7 separate regions of the Mus musculus genome follow, and regions 2, 3, 4, 5, 6 and 7 are each linked to region 1. The links are chromatin loops, found by intact Hi-C in ENCODE. Cell type or tissue: heart. All regions are shown on one strand. Links, peaks and the distances in the headings refer to the core of each region. The heading gives the core; the rest is flanking DNA.

Region 1 (4,476 bases), core at 131-4,130:
CTTCTAAATATCTGTATTTATATTCATAGTTTAGTGCTGCTCTCCAAGGAGCTTCTTTTTTCTCTAGATAAGTTTATGCAGAAACTCACAACGCTCAAACTGTTGAGAATAAGTGACTAGAATGAGTGCCTAGCCCTAAATGAGATGTGTGTGTATCACCACTACTCCAAAGTTCAGGGGCCGTTATGCTACAAGGACTGGACAGAATGGAAAGAGCTGGAGGATGGAGGGCAGTACTGGGAAATGCTGCCTTTTAGATATGACAGAGCCATGCACTTGTGAATTCACAGCAGCTGTGGTCACCTGCAAGAGACCTGTACAAGACCGGTAAAAGAGCAAGCCAGTGAACCTTCCAGCATGGATGGACGAGGCTCCTTTCCAGTTGAAGAGCTATTAGAAGTTGATACCTGCCAAGGAATTGTCAATTTTCTTGCAGGTGCATACTATGCACATGTGGGTAGGACCAATTGGACTCTGAATCACAAAAATGTGTGGGATACGATGGGGCTTTAGAGGACAGATGTTGATATGAGGGTGGATATGACCCATATTCATTGGTACATATATGAAAGTATAAAATAAAAATAAAAAACTGGCCAGGTGTGGTGGCACACGCCTTTAATCCCAGCACTTGGGAGGCAGAGGCAGGTGAATCTCTTGAGTTTGAGGCCAGTCTGGTCTACAAAGTGAGTTCCAGGACAGTTAGGACAATGCAGAGACCCTGCTCCCCCCCCCCAAAAAAGAAGAAAACCAAATCAACCAAACTACAACAAACAGTAAAACAAACAACCTCTCCATATTCTAAATTTATAAAGATACTCTCCTATATATTCCACAATTCCTAAAGTTTTGCCTTTATCATTTGTTTTGAATCCATTTGAAACTGGATTTTGTATATATTTAGAGATAGGGCTCCAATTTAATTTTCTCCCAAGCTACATTTAATCTTTGAAAATTAAATAGTAACTTTTAAAAATGTATGTGAGATTTCAAGCCTCTGATGATTTTATTCCCTCATGTTGCCTGTGACTGGTTTCCCAAAAGAGCTTCATATCAGATTCTATCAACTGAGCTTTCTCACCTTCCTAGACTCTTTAGGATTCTTCCCAGCTTTTAGACATTATTTAAAAATAGTTACAGGAATAGGACTAGAGAGATGGCATGGTGGTTAAGAATACTTCCAGTTCTTTCAGAGTTCTTTGAGTACTCGTGTTAGGTGGTTCACAACTACCTGTAACTCCAGCTCCAAGGGATCTGATGCCTAATGTCTGTGGCTTGTGCACACATTTGATCACGCTTGCACTTGCACACAGTTACAAAGCCGGGCAGTGGTGGCACACACTTTTGATCCCAGCAGGTGGATCTCTGAGTTCGAGGCCAGCCTGGTCTACAGAGTTCCAGGACAGTCAGAGCTAGATGGAGAAACTTTTGAAAAAATAAAAGAAGATACCCAGGAATAGCTGTGGAAACCACCAGACTCTTTCCATATCTAACTGAAAATGGCACTAACCCCGGCCTATAAAGACAATCTGTTGTCACAATAGGGGGATGATTCAGTAGACATCCTGGGCTGCTAAGATCATGACTATAAGGTGATAGAAGGGGAATGAAAGAATGAAGAAAAAGGGGATGGAAAAGAATTGGAGAAGGACAGGGTATAAAGGAGAGAGAGGAGAGAGGAAGAGAGGGGGGAGAGAGGAGAAAAAGAGGGAGGGAGAGGGAAGGAGGGGAGAGAGAGGGGGGAGAGGGAGAGAAAGAGGGAGGGAGAGAGAGAGGTGAAGAGGTGGAAATGGGGGAAACTTGATGTAATGGAGGGAAAAGGACAGAGTTGGAGCGAGAGAGGGAGGGAGGAGAGAGGGAGAGGGAAGGAGAGGAGAGAGAGGGGAGGGGGAGAGGAAGGGAGAGAGGAGAGAGAAAGAGAAAGGGAGGGAGAGAGGAGAGAAAGGGGGAGGGAAAGAGACAGAGGGGAAGTGGTGGAAATGGGGGAAACTTGATTTAACAGGGAGGGAAAAGGACAGAGCTGGAGCACTGGCTTAAGGACCTGGACTCCTAGTGTTCACACAAGATACCTTTCTCAGTACAGAATTCCAGTTTTGAAGCTCGAAAATGGATTGGACCCAAGTTGACTCTTGGATTTACAACGGCAGTCTTTAAATTCTGCTTGGAGAAATAAGAGAGAAGCAGACGATAGGGGCAGTATTTCAGAACACAGCCTTTCCCAACTTGTATCTCTGTTGTCTAAGAGATACTCTCATCGTCCTCACACTCTAAGCTCGCCTCATCTAAGTCCTCCCTTTGATCCCTCTTCCATCCCAAACTGCCCACCCTTCCGAGGGCGCCTTCCCATTCCCGACTGAATCCTTGGCTGAAGCGCTTCTCCCCGTCTCCCCCCTTGCTGGCTAGACTACAAACCCCAGCCGAGCTTCTGCCTCCCACTAGCTCTGGCAGAACCTTGAAGTGACTTCTTTCCCAGCAAGCGTGGGCTCAGACCCCGCCTGCTTGCTCTGATTTCCCCCGAAGTGATCAGAGCACTAACGCTTCCCGTCCTAGTTGGCGGCCACTTCAACAGTTGCTGGGTAACTACGTAGAGGGGCGGGGCCTGAGCGCCCAGCGCGTGCTCCAGCCGGGCAACAATTCAACAAAAGCGCTATTTCAGGCGGAAGTGACCATTTCTGGCCCCGGAAACAGGAAATCGTGATTGGCTTGGACTTATTATCGCGAGGCTTACTGTACACCCGGCTTGCACTGCGCTATTTCCCGCGCGGGCTAACCTCGTTCCCAGGAGTAAGGCGCGGCCTTTCCTACGCCAGCGCCGCTGTCATGGGTTTCCTGAAACTGATTGAGATCGAGAACTTTAAATCGTACAAGGGTCGACAGATTATCGGACCATTTCAGAGGTTTACCGCCATCATTGGACCCAATGGCTCTGGTGAGATTAAAACCGGCTGTGGCCCTGCGCGCGTCCCGGTCCGGTTCCCCCTGCTTGTCTGCAAAGTAGTACAACCTACCCCCATGCAACCCGAGACATTGTGAACCCTGAAATGTTCCTTGATCCTCTTGGTGGGGCTTGGATCTGAACTTGCTTTCCCTTTTGGCATACACTGAACTCGAGTCTCTTCCCAACTGTCAGTTGGCGGAGTTCGGCGCAGACCCCCTCTGGCCCGAATGGTATGGGCCGAACCGTGCGTCGCCCCGCCCACTACCCCTCCCGCCAAAAGAGGCGTTCCCGAAATTTGCTGCCAGTTGTTTGGCCCGCGGCTTCCTTCCGGTCTGCATTGTTCCACCTTCCTAAACTTGTTTGACACCTCTGGGAAAATTTGGGAACCGTAACTCTGCTTTGGCGTCCGATCCCAAGCTGTGTACTTTGTGCTCTACTCAGCCCTCCCCGCACCCGCACCTCCCGATGGAACGCTCCACTCTGATTCCTTTCCCCCCCCCCCTCTCTGCTGTGGCACTTTTGAATTTCTGACCCAGCGTTCCGCTCAGCAGCGTGGGATTGCGATGCCCCCCACCCCTCCGCATGCCCCCCACACGCCTAAGAGATTGTTGCTTTGATTTGCCTTTTTCCTACCAGAAAACCGTAAATAAGCCTGAACTTGTTCGCTTGCCAAATTGGTGGAGGGTTTGGGGTTTTATCAGTTAAGTTTATGCGGGGAGAGCAAATCCGAGATCGCGGGAAAGGAGAAGCAAAGTACAAAATAAGATAACACTTAGGCCATTATAAATGTTTTGTAGAAAAGGGGTTAGGCTGATAAGTTAGAGTGACTTTGATAGTAACCCTACTTTTTCATACTTAAGCCTACTATTTCATATCTTAGTTTTTGCTGTATAGCTCGTAGTTTCCTCTCACCCATCTCTAGAAGTATTCGTTATGAATCTTTGCTGTGTTCCTCCACTCCAGAGATATTCTAGTTTACTCATTTTCTAGCCTGCTAGGCCACCCTTACCTTGAAGTAGCTCATAGCGAATACCTTCACTGGACTCTTGCTTGCGGTTTTGTTCTCTGTCTAGAGCATTGTTTCCTAACACTAGCTCTTTAGCCACACACTTTCTCTGTGCGGTTGGTTCTGTGCATTGTAGAATGTTTAGCTGTTTTCCTGACCTCTCTCCACTAAATGACAGCACCTCCACTCCCCTGAAATGCCCATCAAAAATGTGTTCGGACAATGTCAGAGTTTGGAGTGCGGGTGGGGGTGGTAATGACGGGTTACTTACTTCCCCTACTACGGTTTAAGAACCACTGGCCTAGAGGGTTGATGCTTTGAGTTCCACTAAATTTCTTAGGATTTTGGTCTTGTGACTCTTGTAGAAAATGCTTGGTTGTACCACTTGTTGAAATCGAGTTCTCTCAGCGTTGTTAGAATTAAAAATCCAGCTGTTTGGAACAGGCCTGGGTTCTTACCTCTCTATTTTTTGAGGGGGAGGGGTTGCCAGACAGGGCTTCTCTGTGTAGTCTTGACTGTCCTGGAACTTCCT
Region 2 (4,476 bases), core at 354-4,353, 210 kb before region 1:
ATAGGAAGCCTCTATTCTGTAACGATATTCATTTTTCTATATTGATTCAAGCAGTTGATGCAATTCCAATAAATATACTAAGTTTTTGGAACTTGACGATTCTAAAGTTTATGAGGGGGGGATGGCTAAGAATAACCAAGAAAATGTTTTTAAAGATGGGGGTGCTTGTACAATTAAACTGTACTCTGAAGGAAGCATGTTTAAATTAGAATAGACAGAACAATGGATTAGAATGGAAAAGCTCACAAACGGGCCAGACTGGATCCCGATTTATTGGAGAAACATTGTTGGTTAGACATGCAAAAACTGCCATATTAAAATCTCCAAGCGCCTTTCTCCCCACCCCAAGCTTGAATTTGCTTTTGAGGGCAGACGCCTTTGTTTGGAGAAAACCACTTTATTGGGTCTTTTTTGTTATAAGGTAAGGAAAGCCTCAATATTTAAAACTGGTGACTCCGGAGGTAGAACTAATGATATGAGCTTTTAGTGAAAAGATGGATTCAGGTTAGCCTGCAGTGCGGCGAAGGAAGAAGTATGGATATTAGAGGTCTTTAGATTTTTCCCCCCATGTTTTGAGCACAAAAACTGGTGTGTCATTGTTTCCATTTGCATTTGTGTGTTTATTGTAAATTGAACATCTTTTATGCGTTAGTTAAGACTAGCACGTTATTCCTCGAGGCAGGTAACAATGGGAACCCATTCTTTTCGCTTTCGGAATGGAGTTTGGCTAATTGGTACAGCCCTGCTGGAAGCGTGAGAATAAACAGGTTGACTTTTTAAGCACTAGGCAGGCTCCAGACACCTAAATCGGGGGCGGAGGTAGTTTTCAAGACATGGCCGAGATTTGGCGCTGAGCTGTGTCATCGCGAGGTTTGGTAGCAAGCTCCGCAGTGGGTCGGAAACCTCGTGGTAAGCGAGATCCCTAAAGGACGAGAGCTTCCTCCCTTTCCCCGAAAAAACTCCCAGTCATTTTCACGAAGCTCCGCCTTTCTCCTTTTTAGGAGCGTGCACCTGGTCTCGCGAGATCTCATGTTTCCTAAAGGCGAGGCGCGGGCGGTCTCCTGCGGTGAATTACGAAGGTCTCGGCGAGGCTGAACGTAATATCGCGATAGTTCCTACGGCGCATGCGGGAGCCGGCGGCGGCATGCTGGCTCCGCCCCGTAGTGCTCCGTGAGGTTGTGCGTCATTTGCTTTTCGCTTCGCGTGGGGTGAGAGCGGAGCGGTGGCGATTTGGGGTTTGGTGGCAAGCGAGGGTTGGGACGGGCTGGGCTCAGTTTTTCCTGGTCCGGTGGAGGTTCTCCTGGGATCACGCGAAGGCGGCGGCCGAGGTTGGCTACTGAGTGCAGGAGCTGCGGAGGCGCGAGCAGCGTCTTCTGGTGCTGCCGTTCTTAGCCGGTGAGTTCTCGCGGGAGCAGGGTTACGTCCTCGTGGGGATTCGCCGGCGGTGGCGGAGATACCTTGGGGGTGGGGGGGCAGTGACTAGGGTCGGGCCGCCTGTTAAGATGGCGGCGGCGGCGGCTGCCTGTCTTGCTCTTACACGGTACCAAGGGGTTAGCTATCCGCGTTTGTGACGCTTCTCAGGTACCAGACGTTAAGGAGATGACGAATGGCGAAACGTCGTGGTGCCGGTAAATCCTTCCTGAGCTGAAGACCATCCTGTTTCTTACCGGTTAAAGCGACACCATTTCCCCCGGCCTCTGCCTCGTGTGGGCCTGCCTTTGCCCCACCAATCGCTCTTCGCCTCTGTTTTCGTCGTCGCAGTGGGCGGGTTGGGAAGTGCGGGAGGGAGTCCATAGTTCATTGGGTAGTGGGCTGGGGATTAGATTAAAAAGTGGGAGAGAGGGACGCACCTAAGATTGTTCTCATAATTATTGCGCGCTTGCTGCTTCTCAGCCCTTGCAGCGACCCATATGAAACCCCTAGTTTTTCTTGATCCGAGGTGGGCTCTGCTTCCCTGCTCCCGCGGCTTTCGGGCTAAGGTTTGAGAGGTCAATCTGTAGAGTCATTAGAGTACCTTCCCTTTCCCAAATTCTGTCTCCCTGTCAAATCGCTCAGCTACGTGAATATCGGGATGCATTATTAAGGGGAGAAGTTAAAAAAAATCCTATCACTCCTCCTCTGTAGTCCTAATTTAGAGCCTAGCCTGAATCATCTACCCTGTCCCATGTCCTTCCGTGGTGCTTTTGGCGCAGATGTTAAAAGAGCTTATCTTATTCCCTGCATTTACTCCATCTTTGTGGATGGATCAGCAGTAACCTTCCATTTTCCTAGGTCCTCTTGCTTGTTTATCCCTGACGCGGGGACAGCGTACTGATTTCTTCAACTTTGAATGTTTTGAGACCATACTTGGGCAGAACAATAAACGGGTCAGTGGTCGGATAATTGCAGTCTTAGTGGTCTCCTTCGTGCCCCCACTAGGTGAAACTTTGCCTTTCCAACCCCTTCCACGCTACAAGCTCTGGGACCCGCCCCCTTTCCCGCCTATGTTTCTGTAGTCTGCTGGTCTGTATATCTTTTTGTTTTGTTACAGCTAACCAACATTTAAGAACTAAGTCTCACTTCTTAATCCTTATATTTCTCTCTTAACTGCTCTTCCTCCCACCCCCAGGAGCTGAATCCCCTAGCAAGGTGTCGACCCCCAGTACCTTTTCCTTCCTCCAGGAGTTTTACCCCTAAAACAGTCACGCTCCTTTTAAATTTAAATTTACTTCCTTTCTCCTCAAATCACTTCTATTATAGACAATTAATTCCCTATCACGTGTTTCCTTTGTAGATAACATGATTTGAATTACTTTTTATTTAGCACCAGTGTTGCATAGATTGAGGAGATGCTGCCAACATTTCCAATTCATAGGAAGCAGCCTGATTTAGAAAGTTAGTGTTTGCTTCCAGTTCACATTGAACTCATGACCTTGGGCAAATTACTTTTCAGATTTTGTTTGTTTATATAATGAGGGTAGTAATGCTTACCTTGTAGAAAATTTGCCTCAGAAAGTTTGGGTGCCTTTTTAATGTGAAACTGTATTGGTAGATAAATGTTTTTGTGCCATATTCTACCTTTATAGCCTGGTAAGGTTTTTAAAAATTGTTATTTCTTCAGCTGTATTTTTCTATGTTTAGGAATAATACCTATTCGCTCCTGTCTGCTTTTAATTTTTTCCTCATAAGCCACTTTGTATGATCAGTGGTTCATGTTTGAATATGTTCTCACTATTTGAAGCTTCTACTGGTGTAAGACTTTTGAATGCAAAATCATTCTCTTGGAATGACCACCAGCTATGTTTCGGTCATGAACCACACCCAAGTGTTCTACCTTTTGGAAGGGAGTGCCTCATCCCTTGCCTACTCATTTTTGCCACTCCTTCAAATACAGTCTGTCCTGTCCTTCACCTCACAAAAGTCTTGAAATTTCATGCCATTGCCAGTTTGCAGTGTTAAAGAGAACTTAAGCTTCAAGTGTTTTTATTTCTTTCTCTTTACCTCATTTATTTCTCTTTACCTCTATCATTTTTAGACAAACTTTGTCTAAGTTGGGTCAGTATGGGGGGCATATTTGGCAGTCTTTTTATTTAAGTAGGATAATACCTATATGCAAGACATTAGGAAGGTTGATCTAATTAAATACCATCATTTCCCCCTCAAAGGCAACCACAGATGACTCTTTGATAACTACCTCCTGTTGTGCTTTTGCCATTTTATATTTTCTAACATTTTACTCGGAAGTAGTTTTTCTTACTACTATATTTTTATTAGATCAACACTAGAGTGGTTTTTTTCCTTAATTATGTTGGTTGGGTGATGGGGTTCAAGTAGGAATATAGTTGCAAGAAGTATACTATCATTGACATTTTAGTGGGTAACATCTGATAATTAACTATTTGTGGATTTCCGTTTTGAGCTTCAGGGTTTGAGTTGGAAGTGCTTTAGGAAAATGAATTTCCTCTTTCATTGAAAGACAGGTCACTTTATTTTGAGACTCTTGTCTTGATTCCTTTTACAGTGGGTTAAGCAATAATCACTAACTCTTGTCCTTTAGAATTATACTAAATCTGGGAATGATGATCAAGGCATGACCTAAAAGGTTTAATTTATTCTAGGTAGATCTCTGAGAAGAGAGGAAGGAGTGGCAGTACCAAATAAAAACTTTGTCTAAGGTTCAGTGACAAAGTTCAACCTGAATTTCCAGGATGTTTATCGTTTGTCTCCCAGTATGGCCAAAAAGCACTTATGAAGGTGAAAAATAATTTTAATGTGTACAGCTTTTTCTTTTCATAAAATATGTTTTCCTTAGTGTCAGTTTGTTAAACATGCTATCATTTTGTTTGAGTTGAAAACAGTTTTCAGGGGTATTGTCTAAGTGTCACTAGAAACACTATACAGTTCTTTTTCAGAGTGTTTAGTTACTGCTCAAAGCAGGTTCTAAAAATGCAAGTTGGCATTTAAGGGCTATTGCTTCAAAAATAACTGATTGTGTCT
Region 3 (4,476 bases), core at 135-4,134, 220 kb after region 1:
GTTGTAGGTTTGAATTCTGGCTCTGTCACTTTCTATTTATGTGACTTGGACCTGAGTTTCATTCTACTCATCTGAAAGATGGGAGAATACTACTCCCCAGCACTTGGCTTTTTTTTTTTTTAATTTTCTTTCTTTTTTTTTTTTCGATACAGGGTTTCTCTGTGTAGCCCTGGCTATTCTGGCACTCACTCTGTAGACCAGGCTGGCCTCGAACTCAGAAATCTGCCTGCCTCTGCCTCCCAAGTGCTGGGATTAAAGGCGTGCACCACCACTGCCCTGTAGCACTTGGCTCTTAAAGAAAGGCAGACATTAGGCTGGTGAGATGGCTCAGTGGTTAAGAGTACTGACTGTTCTTCCAGAGGTCCTGCATTCAATTCCCAGCAACCACACAGTGGCTCATAACCATCTGTAATGGGATCCAATACCCTCTTCTGGTGTGTGTCTGAAGACAATTACAATGTACTCGTATACATAAAATAAATAAATACAAAAATAAATAAATTAGCAATGAAAATAATTTTTTAAAAAAGAGACGCAGATATTATTATCTCTAATCTTCCTAAGTAATGAAAGGATTACTTAACTTCATTTTATGAACAAGAAAACCAAGGGTCAGGGACGTGAGGTACTTGGCAGGGCCCAGTGAGTAAATAATCTGTTCCAGGAAGGCATGCTTTTGTATTTTCACATGCTCACAAAAGTTCCTGTTGCATAGTATGACTTTCACAAATACAAATCAATGCATTTTATATCACTGGCTTAAAAGACTGCTCGGTTTCCTTTTGCCCTGTGGTATGTCTGGGCTAAGGACATTAGAGGAGACTGGAGGAAGAATGGGTGGTGCTGAGACCAAAAGCCTGGTGTTCTTTACTCTTTACAGAGATGTTCCTCAGGTAGAAAAGCAAAATGTCTTCAGGTGAGGAACAGCAAACTTACTAACCTTAATTTTAATGCCTTTTCTCCTGTCCAGTTCCATTACTTTACATTATTATTACTATTATTACTATTGAGTTTTTGAGATGGGGAGTAGCCCTATCCTGGCTATCCTGGAAGTAGTTCTGTAGACCAGGATGACATTGAACTCAGAGATTCATCTACCTCTGCCTCCTGAGTACTGGAATTAAAGATGTATGCCACCATGCCTGCCCTTTTTTTTTTTTTTTTTGGAGACAAGAACTCACTGTACAACCTGCCTCTGCCTCCCAAGTGCTGGGATTAATGGCATGTGCCACCTACTGCCCGGCCATTAGTAATAATAATATTACTACTAGTACTACTACTACTACTACTTTGTGAGGCAGGATCTTGCTATGTAGCTCAGGCTGGTCTCAAACTCAAAATCCCCCCCTTTTTAGCCTCTATGTACTGCATATACATGGAATAAACAAAAATGTAAACATCCAGGCCTTTTGGTTTTTTTGTAGCAGTAGTTGCTACAAAAATGGATACACACATATTATACAAAGTGTTTATATAGTTACAATGTATACCAAACAGTCGAAAGCATTCTTTAAAATGCTGATGGCCAATGATACTGGGGAGAATAATGCATTTTTACTCTACGTGGGACTGAAGCTTCTAAAACTCCACATTCTCTAGGGAGTGAGGAGTTTCCTTCTTTCATTTAAAAACAAAAACCTCAGAGGTGTAAGTCTGGTAAATCTTCAATTCACTCAGCAGTAGACACGCGGAATGGGAGGGGGAGGGGGAGGAAGGGGGCGGAGGTTCCTCGAAATCACCGCCTTCCGTGGTTCTCACTGAAAGGACCTGAGAGAAGCAGCAAAGGACATTGGGGAGGAGACAACCGGCTTGGGATCTAGGGTGTGTGCGTGCGCGTGCGCGAGCGTGTGCGAGCGCGCATGGGCGCGTACTAGTTTAGGCTCACTACTTATGGACACTAGCTCCTCTTCCGGTTTGTCTAGAGACTGCGCATGCGCATCACTGGCCTTTAAACGTGCATCGCCGGTCCATCCGGTAAAAGGATCCGGCCATCGATTTACAATTTTGTTCTTCCGCCAATGAAATGAACTATTTTCTCTTAGCCTGAGAAATGTTTTTAACTAACCACCTCCAAATAAGGGACATATACAACCCGATTTCTTTCGGTCATCACATGATGAAGGCTTCCTAGGTTTTTTTCTGACTCAAAGTAAACGGAACTCGGAGAGACACCTTGCGGAGGGATCTGGTTTGTTGTGGTGAGGTACAGAGGTGGGGGGGAGGAGACGCTGACAAACCAAGATGGCGGTGGCAGCGGTGAAACCTGCCGCGACTGGGACTTAACTGTAGTAGTGAAGGCTTCAGTAGTTGGGAGGCAGCGGTAAGGTGTGGAAGAAACGGAACAGGACTAAGAACCTGTAAAAGGAACCTCAGCCTGAGACTTTTAGAGCACGGCACCCGCCCCCCTAAGCCCTTGACGGGCGGTGGCCGTCCTGCTTAGGGCCTAGACTCCGAGAAGTACCTCGGTTTCAGACAGCGGCGGCGCCATGCGTCCTTAAGGGCGACCTGAGCCCTCCCGATCTCTGGCCCAGCCCTCGGGCCCACCATGGAGCTGGGGTCCGACGATTTCCTACCGCCGCCGGAGTGTCCGGTGTTCGAGCCTAGCTGGGCCGAGTTCCGAGACCCTCTTGGCTACATCGCGAAAATCAGACCCATCGCCGAGAAGTCCGGCATTTGCAAGATCCGCCCACCCGCGGTAAGGCTGGGAGCTGATGGTCGCCAGCGGCGAGTTTGTGGGTGGATCCGGGTAGCCAGTGGTGAAGTCCCGGGCGGAGGGCAGCAGGTGTGGGAAGAATATGGGATGGCTGGTATTTTGTGGATGCCTCACGAAGCGGAAAAAGGGTGCTGGGGTCAGGGCTCCTCGTTTTGTGGCATACAAGTGACCTGGGGTCTGAGACCCACTCCCACTCTGCTCTTGAGAATTTCCCTTGATTCAATACACAGATGCTTAATGGGCTGGGGAGAGTTCGCAGGGAGGCACAGAGACTCCCATCTTTTACTTTGTATCACCCTGGTCGAGGCAGTTACAAAGTAACGACTACTGTCATTATTCCCTTTAAGGCAAGCTGTGTGGTGTAGTGGAAAGATCACGTCTCAAAAGGGAGTCAGACGTGAGTTTAAAACTACTTAGAAGGTTAGCAGCTGTATGACCTTGGGCATGTAAAGTAATCCCTGAGCCTGTGAATTGTGTGCTGGGAATAATTAGATTAAACCAGGTAACATAGTGCACTCTGGTAAGTGGTAATTACTGTGACTGTGAAGGTGCTTGATGTGGTCATTGGTTTGCTTCTGTGTGTGTTGACTCATGTTTACTCACGCTGTCAGGCCAATTCATCTCTGATAATATCCTAGCCTGGTGGCCAGTCAGGAAATCATTCTCACAGGGAGTGCTCTTTCTGGCTCCTGCGTTTTCTAGTTGAAGGTAATGTCAGAACCTTCTTGCACATGGTCCCCACAGCCTTCCTATGGAGAAGTTTAGACCAGTTAGCTTGGTATGGCCTTCTCAGAAGATCTGGATTCTACCTCAGGCTCAGAATGTAGATGATCCTATAAGATAAGGTTTTCTTGGGTCCCCAGGAACAATAGTGGAGATATGGAAATCTTCCTTTGCTTCCCAAATGTTCAGCAAAAAGGACCATATTGTTGCTTCTAGTCCTGACTAGCCCAGGGGAAGTTTTCCAAAGGCTAGGACAGGCTGCTGCCTTGCTGACACACTGGAGGAAACAATGGTGAACAGTGTTTAGTAACCACTTGAGATTCCTGGGCTGGTTTGAATTTATCCGCAACAATGTATCTTCGAGGAGGTGCTTCTGGATGTGGAAGCCTTATTCCCACTTGACAAGAGCATCTTAGGTCTTCTTATCCAATTCAGTGCTTTTGTTGCCCTTTCATAGGCTGGTTTTAGATGGATCCTCCGGGCCCTAGAGTCTAGAGTCCTTGTTGGTCACAGGTGTCTGAAGATGGGTTTCTGTTGTGAGGGAGTCACAGCTATTAGTGACAAGCCAGGAAGGCTAGCAGAAGGGAAAGGTTGGACTCCTGGATGGCCTTATGGAAATATTCCTTGACGTGGTCAGGAGACGCCTAATATGGGGATAATTGAGGTCTCAATTTCCCTTTTTTCTCCCTTGGGCTTTTGGGCAGGTTGGCCTTATGTAGGTGCTCTTACCTTGTCTTGGGGAACCAGGATGGAAGAAATGACAAGGACATCGGTGTGTGTGTCCATCCTTTCGTCCATCTGTTCATCTGTCCATCTGTCCGTTTGTCCCCAGGGGACTGTTCTTTGGTAGGCTTCTTTTCTCCACTCCAGTAGCTTTGATTCTTTCCAGTCCTGACTTTTGTTTTTGTTGTTCATGATTTTGTGTACGTGCCCACAATTCTCTTAAACCACCTTTAGGCTCTAAAGCAGTTGGCTTTCTTCTGTTTGGAACTTGAATTACTCACCCAAGTGATTCTTAGGCCCAGGATGCAAACCTGTGT
Region 4 (4,476 bases), core at 203-4,202, 120 kb after region 1:
ATCTTTAAAAACAGAAAAAGAAACTGTGTATAGAAAAGGAAAAAAACCATATGATCATTGGGAAAGATGCTAAGGAAGTAGTAGTCAATAAGACTTAACCCATGTTCTTGACAAATAAACATCTTAGCTATTATGAAGAAGAAGAAATTTCCTTAACTTGATTAAAAAAAAAAACCTTCAAAAGCCTACATCAAGTATTATATATGATCGTAAAGCAGGGAGCTCTCTTTCTTTTAGATGAATAACATAGATGCCCATTTTGTCTCTTTTGTTAGCTGTAGCTACAGTAAAACCTGTATCTCCACATTCTAGAGATCCCACACAGTAAGACAAGGGAATGAAATAACAAGAATTTGGAAAGAAGAAACAAAACTGCCATTTAAATCTGTCTTGCATCTTTCACTCACTATTCCTTCTGCTTCCTGGAGGCCCAGAGGGGAAGTGGGGGTGGATGGGTGGGTGGCGTGGGGTGGGGAACTGTCCATATAATAGCTCCCTCTCTGAGCCACCTCATCTGGTAAGGTAAACCCTCTTTTTGATTCTATCTTCCTGTGCTGTTCATAATCTCCTCCCCACAGGCTAAACATTCTCAGTTTCCTCAATAGTTCTTAACTATTTCCAGATCTCTCCTTCCTAGCAACACACTCCATTTTGTTTTGTCCTGTTCAGTTTTGTTTTCTAAACGGTGCCTAGAACTAGGAGAGAAGGTGAAGAAACAGGAGGCCGAGAAAAGATGGAAGCACATAAAATCAGACTGAAAACAGAGCTTGAAGAGGTAAGGCAAGGAGGTATGAAAAGGCATGGGACAGCTCTTGAGAGCAAAGAGCCTGGCAGAGAGAGCTTGTGAGTAGTGACCAATCTCCTTGACTTATTTTCATGGGACAAGGAGAGGGATACAGTTTAGGATACGATACAGTTTAGGAGCACAGGATCTGAAGCCCGCTACAAGCACTTAGTGGCTCTGCTATTTCTCCTTTCTAGCTCTCCTGCTCCTGGAATCCAGGACTGTCACTCTGGTAGCTGGAGTAGGGTTGGAGGCAGGGGATATTGACAAAAGCCAGCTTGGAACAGGAAAGTTGAACAGTTCCAGGTCTCTGTCCAGGAGGCAGGAGCAGCCGCCACAGTGGGAGGGAGAGGCAAGCCAACAGCTGAGTGAGACAAGGCCTGGGTTATTTTTTTTCCAGTTTGTTGGCATGTGGGTGGATTTTTCTCCTTTTTTCTTCTCTCCTGCTCTCTGCCGTTTCCACAGAGATGTGGGAGTTTGCAAATTTGTCTCAGTGGAGGGGAGAGGCAGGAGCTGATTTTTTTTGGGGGGGGTCCTTGTTAGGGATCAAGGGAACAAAGAAGGACATATAAATTTAGGCGGTCAGCAAACCAGGACCTATCTCCTGACAGACTTGCTAGGGTTAGGAAGTCGGGCAAGGTGGCTTCTTTCCCAGTGCAGCTGCAGGGATGCTTTCCTACCTCTCAGCTTTCAGTTCTCAAAACCATCCCACCTGGTGATTTTGAAAACCTCCCTCCCCATCTCTCCTTTATCTGCCTTGCCAGATGCCCTTCCTTGGGCCACTGGACAAACCTGAGACTGCCCTAAGCTATAATTGCTCTCCTCTCTAGTATTTCTGGGGATGGGATTTGGGGTGGGGCTGAAAAAAATCTTTAAAAGGGTGGGAGCGGGAAGGGGTAAAGAAGCAACGGAGGGGAAAGCATATGAGGGCAAAGTGATCTGTCAGGGCAAGCATGTGGGAAGTGCCCCATCTTCTTGGCTTATTTCCCTGGGAAATATTTTCCTTGCTACACATTTAGAGGGTAAAAAAAAAAAATACCCGTTGTTTAAAGGGGGAAGGGTTTTGAAAGGCTGAGGGAGCAGTGCAAGGTGATTTAGGAAAGACCTCCTGGAGAATTGGAGAGCCTCACAAACTGACAAGTAGCTGAGGGGGTGCTAGGTATAGGCAGAGAACATGAGGCTGCGGGTCTGCATGCTTAGATGCTATTCTTGGTTCTGCTGTTAATTTGCAACAAGATATTAAAGACGGAGGTTTTTTTTTTTCCATTCTTTCAGAATTTGCTTTTTCATCTGGAAAATGGGCTGGATCTTGAAGGCTCTGTCCAAACTGAATTCCTAGTCTTGGGAGTCATGAATTATGTAGTGAGTTCATGTGTATGCAGAGTATGTTGAACATCCTGGATGGAAAAACATGGCCAAATGCCCTGATTTAACTGTCATTCAGAGCCTTCAGTGGGATCTAGGGCCTTCAGTGATTAAAACAGTTGTGGGCAAACTGGAAAGGTTGGTGACTCTAGCAAAGATCATACCCACTAATGATCATTTGATCATCATTGTCATTATTATCATTATTATTACCACCAGGGGGCAACACTCTTCTGCTGGAGAGTAGGTCTTACCCTACCAAAAGGTTCAGAACTGTCTCCTGAATCCAGAACCAATCCTTGTTCTCAGTCTTGATCCTATAGATGAGAATGCTAAGGAACAGAGCAATCTACGAATTCCGAGTCTCTAGGCTTCCTGGGGCAACCCTCTGTGGTCATCTGCTAGTTGTACTCAGTTTATTTCACTCTAGCAGAACAGTCTGCTTCTTGAGGGACTAGGGAAATAAAGGAATTATGAAATGTACCTGGCTTTGTCTGAAAAAAAAAAAAAAAAAAGAGACACTTTCACAAAGCTGTGTGTGTTGTTCTCCCTATGGTTGCCTAGCAGCACAGACATTTCATCAGGCCATCCTAGACTAGCCTCATTGATGCCCAAACTGGCTATCTCCTTCCTAAGGAAGTGATTTGGATATACTGCCTTATATCCCTTATCACACTAAATTGTAATTATGATATATGTATCTATATATTCGGGTGTTAGTCCAGGCATCCAAAAAGTATGGATTGCTTATTGCTTACCTACCATGTACCAGGATTTTTACTATACCTATGACATTGAACGTGAAGTGTAACAATAGACAGAGAAACACCTACCCTTGAGTGTTAACAGTTCGAAGAAGGAAACAGATGGTGAGCAACAAAGAACTGCACCAGTCAATATGCAATTATAAACTTGCTGTGCTGAGCAAAGAAAAGGACTCTCAGACAGCATCTATCGAGGGACCTACCTACACTAAGAAGGAGAGAAAGGGCTGCTGATGAACTAAGATCTGAAGAATAAGAGGCAGTAAGTATGCAAAAGTGAGAAAGCAGCTTTCCATGACAGCAAATGGACAGCCCACGGGCAGAACATTTGTTCCTTGAGGGCACAGTTTATCTCCTGTCTACTATTGTATGGCTCCAGGCTTCTGAAACAGAGATGTGAAAATCTGTTCGACTAGAAGTGAATGGTATTTTGTCATAGAAAGTATCACAGTGTTAGAAGGCCTAACGTATAGTTTCAGCACTTTGGAACAATTCTGCTGAGTTCAATTTCCCAACTGTTAATTGTATACCCACCATGTGCAAGGTGCCAACATGAAGCCTTGTGGAAGAATTGAAAGAAAACTTGGTTTTGCCCTTGAGCAACTCTTAGTGAGGTGAAACAGGCAATGGGTTGACTAGTCCCTTCCATTCCACAAGGTCTGCCTTGATCTGTCTGTCTGTCTGTCTGTCTGTCTGTCTACCTATCTAGATGGAGTCTTCTTATATAAACCCAGGCTGGCTTCAAACTTGTAATACTCCATCCAGATGCTGAAATTACAGGCATGAGCCACCACAGCCAGCTCCCTCTGAGTCTCTTTATTGGGTCATAAAACAAGGGATTTGGACCACATGATCTCTAAAGTTCCCTTTAAACTCTGAACACCAGCCCATGGTGTAATGAGCAATGGAAAGGACTTTTTGGTTCCTTTCCCCCTATAAGAATCATATGGAATAGGACTGGGTTAGTGCAGGCTTGGGTTCTGTTTATAGCTCATTATTCCCTTTATGAATGTCTCTGAAGTGGTCAAGGTTCATTTGAGCTAGAATATCCCAGTATTTGGTGAATCTTTGCTTCTTTTCTGTTCTCCCTCCATACCTTTCTCTTTTCCATCCTGTCTTCTAATTTACAGCTAGGATGATGTCTTTCACATGGTAGGGCCATAAAGGGACTTTGAAACCATCTTATTTAATATGTTTCCACTCTCTATTGCAACAGACCCTCCAAATGATACCATCCAGTCACTATTTGAAGGCCTCCATTGATAGTGAACTAGCCTTGTTGTTTAAGCGTCCTTGGAAGAGGTTTCTTCCCTTGGTCTCTGTCTCCCTGTTATTTTCACCCATTACATCTGGCTGTGCACTTTGGAGTTATGCAGAATATTTCTACTACATTACCCTCCTGGTAGCCTATTGGATATTTGAAGATAGTAATCATTTCCTTAGACGCCTGCTTTCCTTTAGGCCAAATATCTGTTTCTTGAAAGGTTCGTCATTGTTTTAAATCCCCTTAGCATCTGTAAATATAGTTTAGTTTATGTGAGATTTATATTTCACCCACTTTAA
Region 5 (4,476 bases), core at 202-4,201, 490 kb before region 1:
TAAAATCTAAACTCTTGCATTTTGTACTATAATAGCTCTTGATTTAACTTCTTACAGTATGACTCCCCATGCGCCTCCATGCATTTGTGCACCTCAATTTTTGTCGTTGTTTTTGTTTTTTTGTTTTTTCGAGACAGGATTTCTCTGTGTTCAGCCCTGGCTGTCCTGGAACTCCCTCTGTACACCAGGGTGGCCTTGGACTCACAGATAACTGCCTGCCTCTTCCTCCAGACTGCTGGGATTAAAGGCCTATGCCACCATTGTTCATGAACCTTATTTTTGTATACAGTAGTATTAAACTTTGTTTTTGAGCTGTGATTTCATGTATCCCAGGCTGGCCTAGAACTTTTGTAAATAAGGATGACTTTGAACTTTGGGACCTCCTGAGTACATGGGCTACCACCCAAGGCTTATGCAGTTCTGAGAATTGAACACTGGGGGTTTGTGGATGCTAAGCAATATCCTACCAACTGAGCTGTATTGAGGGCCTTAGCAAATCTTTATATATCCTCTTAGACTCCCTGCAGCATAGCTTACAACAGCAAGCAGCCCATGAGGCTTAGCTTATTTTACTCTTCATTTTCTTTCCTCCCTTTTTCCTTTCTTGTTAAAGTTGTCACTCTCTTGCCCCATTCTCTCAGATGGTTTTTAAAGAGTTCTCCACCAGATAATAATCACAGCACTCAAGAAGCCGAGGCTGAGGTGGAAAGGAAAGGAGAAATGAGGAAACAAGAAGAGGGAAATTATTTTTCTCTGACAAGGACACTTTTGTCCCTGTATATGTTTGCCAGAAAACTGTTTTACACATATTCTTTTTTTCCACGCCACTCTTCCTCTTTTGGTAAGAAAATATTTTTTTCTAAAATTTCTTTATTTTTATGTTATGTGCTTTGGTGTTTTACCTGCATGTGTGTCTTATGTGAGGGTGCCAGGCCCCCTGTTACAGACAGCTGTGAGCTGCCATGTGGGTGTTGGGAATTGAACTAGGTCCTCTGGAAGAGCAGCCAGTGCTTCTAACCTCTGAGCCATCTCTCCAGTTCCAGAAAACAACTTTTAATACAGTTTATTCTATAAAGTAATGAGATCCTGCAAGAAAGTGATACAGCAAGAGAACTAGGGATATTTCATTAATGTCTGAAGAAAAAACAAAATCAAACAGTGCCACCTTAAAGCAGTCAGAAAATCCTGGTACAGATATATGGAAAGCCGTGAACTGATTTTTGCTTCTCATGGAATTGAACCTGCATGGTTCATGACAGAGACCCTGGGAAGAGCCTGCTGGGGGAAAGAGGTTTTTTTGTTTTATTTTGTTTTTTTTAATTCCCAGGCTCTCAGATCACTTTCCTTCTCTAAACCTGTTTCTTCATTTGGTGATAATCGCAGTTTTTTTCCTCTCACAGAGTGAAAGATTAAATGATAACTCCAACCGTGGGAAAAGGACCTCGTCCACTATCAGGGCTCAATGGACAGGAGCCTATCCCCCAAGGCTGAAACCCGCCCCCGCAGCCCTATGTAACACTTCTGCCGCCCGGAGCCACGGACCTCACCTCCTCTCGGAGGAGGAGACTAGCGAGGGGCGGCGAGTGCTAGGGGGGCGGGCGGAGGAAGGTGCGGGTTTGGCTTTTTTTTTTCCAACTCCGTGTTTACCCGGGGTTACGGAAGACTTACGCTCCAGGCCCCACTCAAAATGGAGCCAAACTACCGCCTCGCCTAAGATGGCGGCTCCTCCGCCTATCAGCTCAAGGTCTTATGCGCCATTGGGCCACCTAGACGAGGCGCAACATCCTAGGCTCCCTCAAGGTGTCGCCCCGCCCCATGACGTCACGCAAGAGCCGCCGGCTTGACGTGCCGGGCTCCACCTTCACCTCCCGTGCCCGAGCCTCGTAAGATGGCGGCGGGCTCGTCTCTTTCCCAGAACGCCGCCACTCTCAATATGGTAGCTGTTTACCATATCTCTCCACCCCTCTCCGCCTCAACTGCCTCGCGATTTTGAATAAACTTTATTGATTGCTTTGAATCTCCTACAACCCCCCGAGAGTGGCTTCTCCCGGCGACCTCTCCGGCGGTCTTTCTCCAGCCGCCGCAAGCCTGTCTCGCGAAGGGGGCAGCGACAAAGCCACTTGCCAGTGCGCCCGGCGGCCCCGACCCCGACCCCCAGCCCCGGCTGAGACCTCGGTCTCTAGAAGGCTCTGAGGGCCAGACGGTGGGAGGGCTGAGGTGGACACTGCCCGAAAGCCCCGTCAGAGCCCGGGCACTGCGTGACGCGGCATGTGGTTTCTAGGAGAAGGCAAGTCAGCTTCACAGTTTGGCAGCGGCAATCCCAGCATTCAGCGCGCGCCGCCTCGGGCCGGAACTGCCCGGCCAGCCTGTGCTTAGCGCAGAGCTGGGTTGCCCCGGAGCGAGCCCAGCGGCAGGCGAGTCTCTGGGGCTGAGCTCTGTTCCCTGAGGACTTGCCCCCTGCAGCCTCGGGCATGAAGAGAGCTCTGTAGCGTTTGGGACCGTGGACATTTTTTATCAGGTTTGGGGCATAAAAAAGGTTCCTGTCAGTGTGTGTGTGGGGAGGCGTAGAGAGCTCCTCGTAAGTTTTGGGGGCTGCAAGCAAGCTGCGTTCTAATTTAAGACGAGACGTCTGTCAGGTGAGGGGTCCAGCCGAACCCTCGGCGGTCGGAGGGGATTGCAAGGCAATGCCTGCCATTTGGAGCTGTGGAGGGGAAAACAAATTCTTCGCTTAGTTTCGCGGCGGCGAGGAGATTCTAGTGGGTTTCCTGGGGCTTCGAAGAGATCCTTTTCAGTGTCAGGGGGGGAGATGAGCTCCCTGTCAGCTTTGGAGTGGAGGACGAAATTGCGGTTTATTTCATTTTGGAGCAGAATGAGACTCCTTACTGCTCGGGAGGGAATGATACTGAGAATGACGAAAAGGATCATTTAAACTCTCCCAACGCGATCCCAGGACTGTGATTTGAGTTGGGTGCCTAGTCTTGTTTGTCTTGTTCCCGAAGGCTTTGGGGGGTGGGGTGGGGGGGCGTAATTCGGAATAACCTGCGGAGACCTTCAGGGATTTCCGCATCTCTGCTTCTTCCTATTTTGGGGGGCTAGACAGGGTCTCTGGTCTCTCCCTCAGCTTCCCTCTTCCCAGCCTCATCCTTTATGCCGCGGTTTGCGTCATAATAAAGGGAGCTGAGAGTCCTGGGAAGCAAGAGGGCAGTGAAGAGAGGGGGTTCAGTGAGGGATTAAATAAGCTTCCCGAAAGCTTTCAGATATTTACATGAAACCCGGAAAGAAGTTGTCACTGACTTCAGGGCCAAAGAAGGTAGGGGTCTGGGGGAGGCGTTTGGAAGGCAGGGCAGAGCAGATAGCAGAACGTTCTTGCTGTTCTTTCCAAGTGAAAGAAATCCTGAAGGGTGGGTGGACTTTCTCCACTTAACTCCTGCACTCTCACCAGCTGTGTTGAGTCCTGGCTCGGTTACTCCCTTTTTCAGAACTGGAGGTTGGTACCCAGGGGGTGGGGTGGGGGCGGAGACACGGAACGATTTGGAAACCCGGGGCCGGAGGAGTCACTTGGTAAAGAAGTGTTGTTTGTGTCTAGCCATCGTCTAGAGAAGGCGCTTGTTGCTGCCTTCAGACCCAGTAAAGCTTCAAAACTGGCACGGCGCAAAACGATCCAACCCCCTGTGAAGATGGCCTCGGTGCCTGTGTATTGCCTCTGTCGACTGCCTTATGATGTGACCCGCTTCATGATCGAGTGTGACATGTGCCAGGACTGGTTTCACGGCAGGTAAGAAGGGCAGGCCAGGCTGGTCAGGGAGCATTGGCCAGGTGTGTTGTTTTCACTTGCTCTCTCCTCCTCTCAGCCCTGTTTTCTACCTACTGCTCAGAAACTAGCCCCTCCGTCAATTTACTAGACCTAGGTTTTTCTATCGCTCCTTGCCCAACAACTAGGTCCTAGCTGACAGTGGTCTGTGGTTTCTCTCTGTTTCCCTATGTATATTTATTGTACTTTGTGTATGTACATGAATATACATATATATGTATATATATGCATACGTATTTGATTTTCTAGCTGCGTTCTAGCTACAAAGAAATTATCAGTTGTATGGTTGTGTTTTCCCTCGTATCCTGGCTTTGGGGGAGGCAGCACTGCATTTTTGAGATATCTGAGTTTAAGAACATGGATTTCTTTGTAACTTACTATCAGTGGCCTTGGCCAAAGTTGCTTTTGCTTCTGTGAGCCTCACTTACAAATCAATACCTCTTTCATAGCTGTAAAGCAGTTTGCTTGCATTCTATAAATGGATGCAGAACCAGAAAAATATTTTATTTCTGTGCCGTCTGCAGGACTGTCTAACTACATTAAAATTAAAAGACGTAGGGTAAAACAACAGGACAAATGCACCTGTCTGTCACCCAGGTTTCCAGTGAGATTAGTGTATATAATAAAAATCAAAATATTATCCTATTACTGAGGGAATTTGTATA
Region 6 (4,476 bases), core at 266-4,265, 160 kb after region 1:
TGTCACTGAGTGTCTCTCTGTGTGAACGTCTGGCTGTAATAGCAAGTGTCAGGAAATGAGAGAGGGAGCATTTGGGCTAACAAAGACAAATGCCATAATAATTGCAGTCACTTCTCCTGATGTTTCCCGTATACCAGCCCCGTGCTTGCATTCCCAAATTTCACTTGTTATAGTTTGGGTACATCTTGTTGCAGGGAACAGAAATTTAGCCAAGCTAGCTCAAGAATAGAGAGGGGAGGACTAGACTGAGGCTACACCTCACAAAATTAAGAACAATAAATTAATGATAGCCATGCATTTTCACCACCAAAATCAAGACCCGAAGTCAACGAACAAGATTGCTCTTTGACTCTGTGAATCTCTTGGGCCTATGTCTTGGTTTTATCCCTCATAGCTTGCTTGACCCCTCCCCCCTCTTTGCAAATTCTTCTCTGTGGCTTTTTCTGCTGCTGTGGTATACTAGCATGGTCACAACCTAGAAGCTATGTGACTTAAGGTCCCTGTCATTTAACTGCAAAGATCCTGTCCAGCCTCTGGTAATACAAGACATCGAGGTGGATTTCTGTTCTCTTGAAAATGGATGAGGGTAGAGAGATAAAATACTTAGAACCTGGTATTTCTTTTGCACTGAGCAAGGTTTTTACATGCACAAAAGCGAGCATAGGAGTTGGGTGTCGTGCGTGGCACATGCCTTTAATTCCAGCACTTGGGTAGCAGACACAGGAGTTTGAGGCCAGCCAGGTCTTCAGGGTGAGGTCCATGACAGCCAGGGCTAAACAAAGAAACTCTGTCTCAGAAAACAAACGAACAAAAATTTGAGGTCAGATGTTAAGATTGCCCATCCACTGAGTTTTTGGTCTCTACTTAATTCCAGGTGACCTTTCTTCTCTGTTTTCAAGTTCCATGTTCATATATCAAAACACTATTATATATAAAACAAATTCTTCACTTTTTCTTATGATATTTGTATTGAACCCAGAACCTCATGCATGCTAGACATATGCTCTATTCCTAAGGTACCCTGCTTATTTATTTATTTTAAGTCAAAATGCCTTTTAAACTTTTTTGGGGTGGAGGCAGGGGAGGATGGAGCCCCACTATGTATCCCTGGCTAACCTGGAACTCTCTATGTAGACACATCTGGCCTTGAACTCCCATTGAGAGCATTCCTGAGTGCTGGAATTAAGGGGATGTGCCACCATGTCCAGTCCAAAAATACCTTTCAAGTGCATAGTACAAATGATCATTGCTACCAGTTTGTGGCAGTCTTCATAGCCTCAGAACAACTGGCATAATGGTCCTGATGGTGTAGCTGCTACCAAATTCATGGTCACTTTAGATATTTTTCTGTTTTGTTAGTTCAGTGACTACATTTATAGTTATTTGTAGTATATAATTACAGACACACATTATCAATATTAGCAACATGACGCTTGAGCTTACTTCTCCATTAATACAAACCCTGCAGTTTCTACATTAATTACAGAGGGAATTAATGACCCCTTAGACAAGTTTTCACCTATTAGTAAAGAGTTAGGAACCAGCTGTGCCAGTAATGACTGGTCTCCAGATGTGAGGGCAATGCCCATAGCTCTGAAGTTGACCCTGACCTAGCATCCTCTAGCTAAAACTAAAGTCTTCTTAACACCTCATCTGGGGCCTTCTGGTTCTGGTCCAGCAAGAGATGCTGATATTATTTTTAATAAATATGTAGTATTACTGTTAAGTCTACGTGACAGAGATTATTCCAGGCTCGGGCAGAGTCTCTTTTCTTTTCTCCTCTTCTTACTTTGTTTTTATTATTCCAAATACTAATTATTGCTTTTAGCTCTGAAAATATCTATTGAATTTTAGGTAGTGTTAGAGACTACTTGACACACATTATCTTTAGTCTTCATGACCATTCTGCCAATTAGAGGCGATTTAAGGGTGGGCAAACATATCTAGAGGAAGTGAAGTGACTCGCCAATTCATGCATTTTGTCCTTCATTCAAAGATGATTTATTGAGTAGCTACCAATACCAGTTGATTCAATATGGCAAATAAGATGGTGCACAGTAAAGTGATGGACCCTGCGCTGGACTCCCCTGTCTGGTTAGGAAACAGAAAATATCCACAATTATAAGAATGCCTTAGTGTCTTAGTATCAGGGACAATTCCCAAGCTGATGGTCCAAACTGAGACTTAGAGGATGAGTAGAAGTGATCTAAGGGAGGATGATGTGGTGTGAGATGAAATGGACAGTATTATATGCTGGAAGTGTGGGAGGCGTGGTTGGCACCTGGATTTGTGCGGAACTAAAGCTTCGTCTGCAGTGGGAGTGGGTTGTTAAGAGAAGAATCTGGAAATTAGAAGAGTGTACTTTAGGAGGCTGGAACTGGGGCCCCCGTCAGTTGTACCACTGCTAGGGAGCTACAGGGCTCAGCTGAGGAGTTTCCATGCTTCCTGGGCTCCTTGAAATGTGTACAGGACCAGGCAACCTCCTAGGTGGGTCTGTATGTTAGCCTCACTATATTATAGTGGCTTCAGTGCCCTCTAGTGTCCACTGGCCTATCTTGCAGCTGTGCTGTGTATATCGTCTCCCACCAACATTTATAACCAGCTGGGCCTGTGCTAGGTGCTGGGGACATTGGGATCAGTGAGACACCTGTTCCTACAGATTTCCAAATTAAGTAGATGAAACTGTGAACAGTGTTGAGAGAAGGTGGCTGAGAGACGAGCAGGGTGGAAGGGGACTAGGGAGGTGATTCACCCTGCCTAGATGGGATCAGGGCAGGTTCCCAGAAGACACAGCTTCTAGCTGATTTTTGAAGACTATTCAGGTGGGGAGGTGGCTCTGGGAGGCCAGGGGGAGAGCACAAGTTAAGATGAGGCATGGAATATGAATCAGAAGATGGCCTGGTCGGCCATCAGTGGAAAGAGAGGCCCATTGGTCGTGCAAACTTTATATGCCTCAGTACAGGGGAATGCCAGGGCCAAGTGGGAGTGGGTGGGTGGGGGAGCGTGTGGGGGACTTTTGGGATAGCATTGGAAATGTAAAAGAAATAAATACCCGGGCTGGTGAGATGGCTCAGTGGGTTAGAGCACCCGACTGCTCTTCCGAAGGTCCAGAGTTCAAATCCCAGCAACCACATGGTGGCTCACAACCATCCGTAACAAGATCTGACCCCCTCTTCTGGAGTGTCTGAAGACAGCTTCAATGTACTTACATATAATAAATAAATAAATAAATCTTTAAAAAAAAAAAGAAATAAATACCCAATAAAAAATTAAAAAAAAAAAGATGAGGCATGGAGCCGCTGAGTATGCCTGGGAATTAGAAGTCATTCTGTCTGGGTGAGGTGCAGGTTGGGGGGGGGGATGTGGTACATTTCTGTAACCATAATACTGATAAGATGCAGGCAGAAGGAGCTCAAGTGTAAGGCCAGCCTGGACTCTGAGGTAAAACCCTATCTCAAAACAAAACAAAATGGAGGGAGACCAAGATTAGCTGAAGGTGGAAGATGGGAGCTAGGTCACCTAAGGATCTATGATACCTGCTTATTTACTGGGTATTTAAAGCATGGAATCTAATTGCAAGCTTCTCTACCCTTTGGAATCACACATCCATCTAGGTATCGGATGGAATCTAGAAAATATATTTCTCTGAGAATACTTTCCATACAACTCCAGGGGCTTTACAGGTACTCCCTTCCCTGCCTAGCAATGAACCATAGACTTCCAAACTTACCCTAGTTTAAGTAAGGAAAGCCTATGATGGCCTCCAAGGATTTGCAATATTGAACCCCTCCTGCACCTCCAGCCTCATGTGTGTTCTGCAATGTTACCTCTGCCACATTGGCCTCTTTGAAGTTCCTGGAAGCAGTAGCTCAGGTCTTTTCTTCTGCATAGAATTCTTTCTCCTTCCTGTCTCCATGTGAACATAATATCTGTCTCCGCTCAGACATACACTTCCTGAAGACAGGACATTATCTCCCTTTAGAAGCCAGCACTGTGCCTAGTCCACAGTACCTGCCAGATGAAGGACTTACTAGTACCCTGTGGCTGGAAGAAAGTTCCTCACTCTGAATTCATTCAGCTCCTTGTGAGTCATTATATAAGTTTATGTAACATGCTTAGATATGCCTGAATCATACAAAGGCAGTTCATTAATAGGTATTTTCCTAGAATTCTTCCCCATGCCTGAAGCAAATGGGCTTCTCAAAAGTACCCCCTCTATCCACTGGGAGCTGTTGCTCAAACGATACTCTTCCATTATCATGAGCATACTTGAGCCTATGGAACCTTGACAAGAACCTATGAGGTAAGCCAGGTGTGGTGGCACTCAACAAGCTGAAACAGCAGGACTGCTGTGAGTCTGAGGTCAGTCTGGGTGACATAACCAGTAGCAGGACAGCCCAAGGCTATGTAGCCCCCATCTCAAAAAATGACAAATGAAAAAACAGCGTTGTGGGGTAACGGAGCATGGTGGGATGG
Region 7 (4,476 bases), core at 315-4,314, 310 kb after region 1:
CAGTGCTCACCATTCCTGGATTCCGTCATTGGCAACAAACACAAAAGCAACCACATAGAGTTTGGGTCTAGCATGAGGGCTTTATTGGGCAAACGTGTTTGCTGTCAAGCCTCATTACCTGAATTTCATCCCCAGAGCACTCATTGGGTATGGAAAGAACTGATTCCCACAAGCTGTCCTTTGACCTCCATATATGTGCTGTGTGTGGCATGTGTGTACCCATACACACAATAGATGAATAGATAAATGCAATATAAGTACAGTAATGTGTTGCTTAACAGCAGATACATTCTAAGAAACTCACTGGTCCTTTTACAGGGTCTTATGTTCTACCAACTGAGCTACTCTGGGAATAATACACATCAAAATTTGTTTCTAATCAGGCCCTGAACCTGCTTAGCTTCTAAGATCAGATGAGGTCAGTCTTGTTCATGGTGATGCTTTTCTCACGTGTTCCCTTTTATCAGCATGTACTTATACAAACCAATGTGTATGATGCCACTAGATGATTAATCTTATGAGACCAGTGCCGTATTTTCAGTTTGTTGTTGGCCAAAACATTGTGATACAGCATACGAATGTAACTATGGTGAAGGAACGCGGCAGGCATCACATTGAACAAGCAGTCCAAGCAAAAGAAAAAAAAAAAAAAACGTCAAGAGCCATCTAGGATAGGTTAAGGCTACCAGGTAGCCTTCCTGGAAGTGGCCTATCATTTTTGCATTAGTCTACAATGGGTTAACTCGATGGCAAGGTTCCAAAGAGAGTTGATTTCAGGATTGCTTCTTGCACCTGATATGCCTTCCCTCTCATCATTAAATAATATAATAATCCCTGGGCATTAGCCCACCCTAGTGATCAGATTTCCTGCAGATCAACAAAAAGATGAACTTTCATGAATTAATGCTGTTTAGATGAGTTAATGACCTTATAGAATTCCTGATTTGATTCAAATAATTTTAGGAAGAAGGTTTTAAGAGATGGTCTTAGTCACTTTGCTAGAAAGATGTAACAAAGTTAGACTCAAGAATAGAACGTGCCCACTCCTCATAATAGTAAAGGCTGCATAATAAGAAATACAATGAGATTTCTTTTTTGGGGGGGGTGGGGTGGGGAGGAAAGGGTTTATTTGGCTTACACTTCCATACTGCTGTTCAGCATCAAAGGAAGTCAAGACTGGAACTCAAGCAGGTCAGGAATCAGGAGCTGATGCAGAGGCCATGGAGGGATGCTCTTTACTGGCTTGCTTCCCCTGGCTTGCTCAGCCTGCTCTCTTATAGAACCAAGACTACCAGCCCAGAGATGGCACCACCCACAAGACTCCCTCCTTGATCACTAATTGAGAAAATGCCTTGCAGCTGGATCTCGTGGAACAATGAGCTTTCTTAATTACACTAAAAAGAGAATTAAACTTGGGACAAATTTGTGTTCAAGGAAAAGCATTCAGGTCCAAGGGTGAAGTCACAGGTGTGCACTATGATAAGGCACAGCCATGTAAAAACTATTGCCTTGAACTTAATATTAACATCCTTCTGTAACTCCCATTTTACGTAACATCTTATCTCTGAGGTGATTTTCTAAAGAACATTTTGTCTGAGAAGGTTTAAAAAGACCAAAGAAAATAAATAAAATTGTTGGTTGGATGGTTTGGCTTGGGGGGGAGTATGCCCCACCCATCCACCCACCCATCCATCCATCCAATGTATATGCCTGTTTCTCTGTACATACATTTGTAGATATATGTGTATATGTATGTAAGCATGTATAAATACTTGTGGAATATATGAGACGGGTGGTTGGGCCCAACAAAAATGTGAATGTGTTAATGTGCAAATGAGAATGTGAATGAGAATCTAAATGTATGTATGAATGTATATGTTTCTGTGTCCATATCTGCCTGTATAACACATCTTAGTTCTTTTTTTTTCCTTCCTCTCTGGTTCACAAAGAGTTAACCAGCCTAGCAAGAGAGGCTTCTGGCTGCCTGGACAGAAAAAAGGAGAAATGTACCCGCTGCTAGGCAACAGGTGTTAATTGCCCAAGCCAGTGGTTTTTAACCACAGAATAAGCAAGAAATTTTTTAGTAGGACATTTTAGAAGTTATCAGCAAGCATTCATTATAGCTAGAGAGCTCGAAGGCCAGAGACCACCAGTCTTTAAAGCTACCTCTGACACCATCAGTTTTTAAAAATATGTCCAATTCTGTGTCCTACTTCAAACCATTCCAGGCCGTTCTGGCTCCCAGCCAAAAACAAACAAACAAACAAACAAACAAACAAAATATTAGGACAAAATGTTACCATGTCTCTCCTGATATAACAACAAACATGTAACATATCTTCTGGTATGCATGCCTAAAATGCAGACCTTAAAACTAATATAATCACAACAAAACTTACACAAACCTGAATTCTATCAAATAACTAGCCAGGATACTTAGAAAAATAACAAATTCATCTAAGAGTGGTGGTATTCCTTTAATCCCAGCACTCAGGAGACAGAGGCAGGTGAATCTTCGTGAGTTTGAGGCCAGCCTGGTCTATATAGAGAGTTCTAGGACAACCAGGGATAAGTAGAGAGATTCTGTCTTAAAAAACAAAAAGAAATACAAAAAAAAGACTAAAAGAACTGTTCCAGATGAGGAAACATGACTGAATGACAATTATCTAATTTGGGTATTTTGACTGAAGTATATATTGAAACTCTTCCAAAAAGTTTAAAAATTCTGAAAACTCAGGCTGGAGAGAGATCTTGCAAACCACCTGTAACTCCAGTTCCAGAGAATACTATGCCCTCTTCTGGCCTCTGTGGGCAGTGCATTCACATGTCAGCAAAACACATAAAAAATAAATATATCTTTTTAAAAATATGAAAACACAGTCAGGCAGTGGTGGCGCACACCTTTAATCCCAGCCCTTGGGAGGCAGAGGCAGGTGGAGGCAGAGGCAGAGGCAGGTGGATCTGAGTTTCAGGCTAGCCTGGTCTACAGAATGAGTTTCACAACAGCCAGCACTACACAGAGAAACCTTATCTTGAAAAACAAAACAAACAAAAAATGAAAACATAGGGCTGTAGAGATGGCTCAGAGGCTGAAAGCACCTGTTGCTCTTTCAGAGGACCTAGGTTCAATTCCCAGCACCTATGTGGTGACTCCCAACTATCCATAACCCCAGATCCAGAGGCCCGGTGCTCTCTTCTGACTTTTTTCTGCACCAGGCACACATACAGTGCATGTACATACATAACGGCTGAATACTCATACATATGAAAAAATGAATAAATCTAAAAAAATAAAACTAAAAAAACTTTCTGAAAACAGGGTTTGGATATAGCTCAGTGGTGGAGTGCTTGCCTAGCATGTGAGAGAACATGAGTTCACTCCCCAGCACTGAAAGTAATCAGAAAACAAAAACAGGGTTAAAAAGAAAAGAAAGAAAATACGTGGAAAGGGCAATTAGAATCAAGGATACCTACTCCCACCCCTCACACAGTGGAGTATTAGAAGGCTACAAGGGTGGGCAAGAGTGTTCAGTGGAAAGCCAGATCACTGCTCAAGTCAAAGAGTGTTTCGGGGTGGGGTGGGGATTTCTAACTGGCATGATTATTGGAGAGCCTTAGTGCCATTAGTGGGCATCTACTATCTCTGGTAGATGCCCAACGTTCTGCAGTACACCAGACAGCACCACATAGCAAAGAATTGTACCACATCCATACAACTTTAGATTGGCTCACCAAACCATTATTTAAGTTTAAAGAAGTCTGCTTATTCATTTCTAATTTATCCACGTGACCAACATTTAAAGAAAGCCTGTCAAGTACCAAGAAGTGTTTTAGGTACTACAGACCCATCAGTAAGTAAAAAAAGAAAAAGACAAAAACCCGTCCCCTTTTCTAGAGCTTACAATTGAGTGGATAATTAGACAACAAACTACAAATACAATAGAAGTAAATAACATACAGCCATACACTATATAATGAAGTTATGGTCAACAATGGCCTGCTTAAATGACGTTCATCCCATAAAATTGTATCCTCTGTGATGTCACAAAGGTCTTAGTTTGAGTAAGCACTCTATATTTTTGCGCAATGACAAAATTACATAATGATATTTTCCTCAGGTTATATTCCCATTGTTAAGCAACACATAACTAACTGTACGATGTAAGAAGATGGAATGCAATGGGAACTAATAAAGTTGGGTTAGTGTTCAGACTAGAATGGAGTTGTTAAGCAGGATCTTCATGGTAGATCTCAACAAGAAAATGACAACAGAAACCTGAAGTGAGGGAATGAGATCTGTGGATAATCTGGGGAAGAGTATTTATTTGAAAGGGAGGGGAAGGCCTAATACATTGAAATAACCTTAAGGAGGCTATTATAGGTGAAATGGAGTAGGAGGGCAGAGTGGTAGGACATAAGGCTAGAGGAGTTACTAAACAAGGATATTCATTTATACTCGCTTTTTTAGAAATCTAG

Evidence for each region. A loop is a pair of places that touch in the nucleus more often than their neighbours do. Peaks named below come from ENCODE experiments on the same cell type or tissue, not always from the same donor. Only the 100,000 strongest peaks of a DNase experiment are listed, where the experiment ranks them.
Region 2: it touches region 1 in a loop (3-fold over the local background); 5 of 42 quality-filtered maps call a loop at or near these places.
Region 3: it touches region 1 in a loop (3-fold over the local background); 2 of 42 quality-filtered maps call a loop at or near these places.
Region 4: a loop joins it to region 1, with 2.5 times the contacts of the local background. A loop is called at or near these places in 9 of 42 quality-filtered maps.
Region 5: a loop joins it to region 1, with 2.5 times the contacts of the local background. A loop is called at or near these places in 4 of 42 quality-filtered maps.
Region 6: it touches region 1 in a loop (2.4-fold over the local background); 3 of 42 quality-filtered maps call a loop at or near these places.
Region 7: a loop joins it to region 1, with 2.2 times the contacts of the local background. A loop is called at or near these places in 2 of 42 quality-filtered maps.

The regions. Positions count from the first base shown.
Region 1 is chrX:152,013,712-152,018,187 of GRCm38, forward strand. It overlaps Ribc1 (RIB43A domain with coiled-coils 1), which reads right to left and starts at 2,584. Exons shown (of 8, transcript NM_025660.3): 1 at 2,452-2,584; 2 at 2,070-2,157. It overlaps Smc1a (structural maintenance of chromosomes 1A), which reads left to right and starts at 2,717. Exons shown (of 25, transcript NM_019710.2): 1 at 2,717-2,929. The coding sequence starts at 2,821. It overlaps Gm39540 (a long non-coding RNA gene), which reads left to right. Exons shown (of 2, transcript XR_878280.3): 2 at 294-595. In heart, for the core only: a CTCF peak has its summit at 2,189; DNase peaks (open chromatin) are centred at 2,650 and 3,130; H3K4me3 peaks cover 2,681 bases; H3K27ac peaks cover 2,049 bases; H3K27me3 peaks cover 320 bases.
Region 2 is chrX:151,802,175-151,806,650 of GRCm38, forward strand. It overlaps Huwe1 (HECT, UBA and WWE domain containing 1), which reads left to right and starts at 1,108. Exons shown (of 83, transcript NM_021523.4): 1 at 1,108-1,395. In heart, for the core only: CTCF peaks have their summits at 1,762 and 2,675; DNase peaks (open chromatin) are centred at 1,007 and 1,727; H3K4me3 peaks cover 2,900 bases; H3K27ac peaks cover 1,944 bases.
Region 3 is chrX:152,231,016-152,235,491 of GRCm38, forward strand. Kdm5c (lysine (K)-specific demethylase 5C) reads left to right here and starts at 2,212. Exons shown (of 26, transcript NM_013668.4): 1 at 2,212-2,695. The coding sequence starts at 2,546. In heart, for the core only: no CTCF peak of the experiment used is centred there; DNase peaks (open chromatin) are centred at 1,856, 2,386 and 2,566; H3K4me3 peaks cover 2,777 bases; H3K27ac peaks cover 2,175 bases.
Region 4 is chrX:152,129,853-152,134,328 of GRCm38, forward strand. No RefSeq gene overlaps it. Among named protein-coding and RNA genes, the nearest start is that of Iqsec2, 12 kb to the right of the region's middle. In heart, for the core only: a CTCF peak has its summit at 2,368 (motif pointing right); no DNase peak of the experiment used is centred there; H3K27me3 peaks cover 1,536 bases.
Region 5 is chrX:151,518,802-151,523,277 of GRCm38, forward strand. Phf8 (PHD finger protein 8) reads left to right here and starts at 1,871. Exons shown (of 22, transcript NM_001113354.1): 1 at 1,871-2,636; 2 at 3,587-3,775. The coding sequence starts at 3,678. In heart, for the core only: a CTCF peak has its summit at 1,778; DNase peaks (open chromatin) are centred at 1,790 and 2,300; H3K4me3 peaks cover 2,995 bases; H3K27ac peaks cover 3,000 bases; H3K27me3 peaks cover 487 bases.
Region 6 is chrX:152,172,940-152,177,415 of GRCm38, forward strand. The region is part of intron 2 of Iqsec2 (IQ motif and Sec7 domain 2); the gene reads left to right. Among named protein-coding and RNA genes, the nearest start is that of Gm52430, 28 kb to the right of the region's middle. In heart, for the core only: a CTCF peak has its summit at 2,557 (motif pointing left); no DNase peak of the experiment used is centred there; H3K27me3 peaks cover 1,384 bases.
Region 7 is chrX:152,320,973-152,325,448 of GRCm38, forward strand. The region is part of intron 2 of Kantr (Kdm5c adjacent non-coding transcript); the gene reads right to left. Among named protein-coding and RNA genes, the nearest start is that of Kantr, 4.3 kb to the right of the region's middle. In heart, for the core only: a CTCF peak has its summit at 2,808 (motif pointing left); no DNase peak of the experiment used is centred there.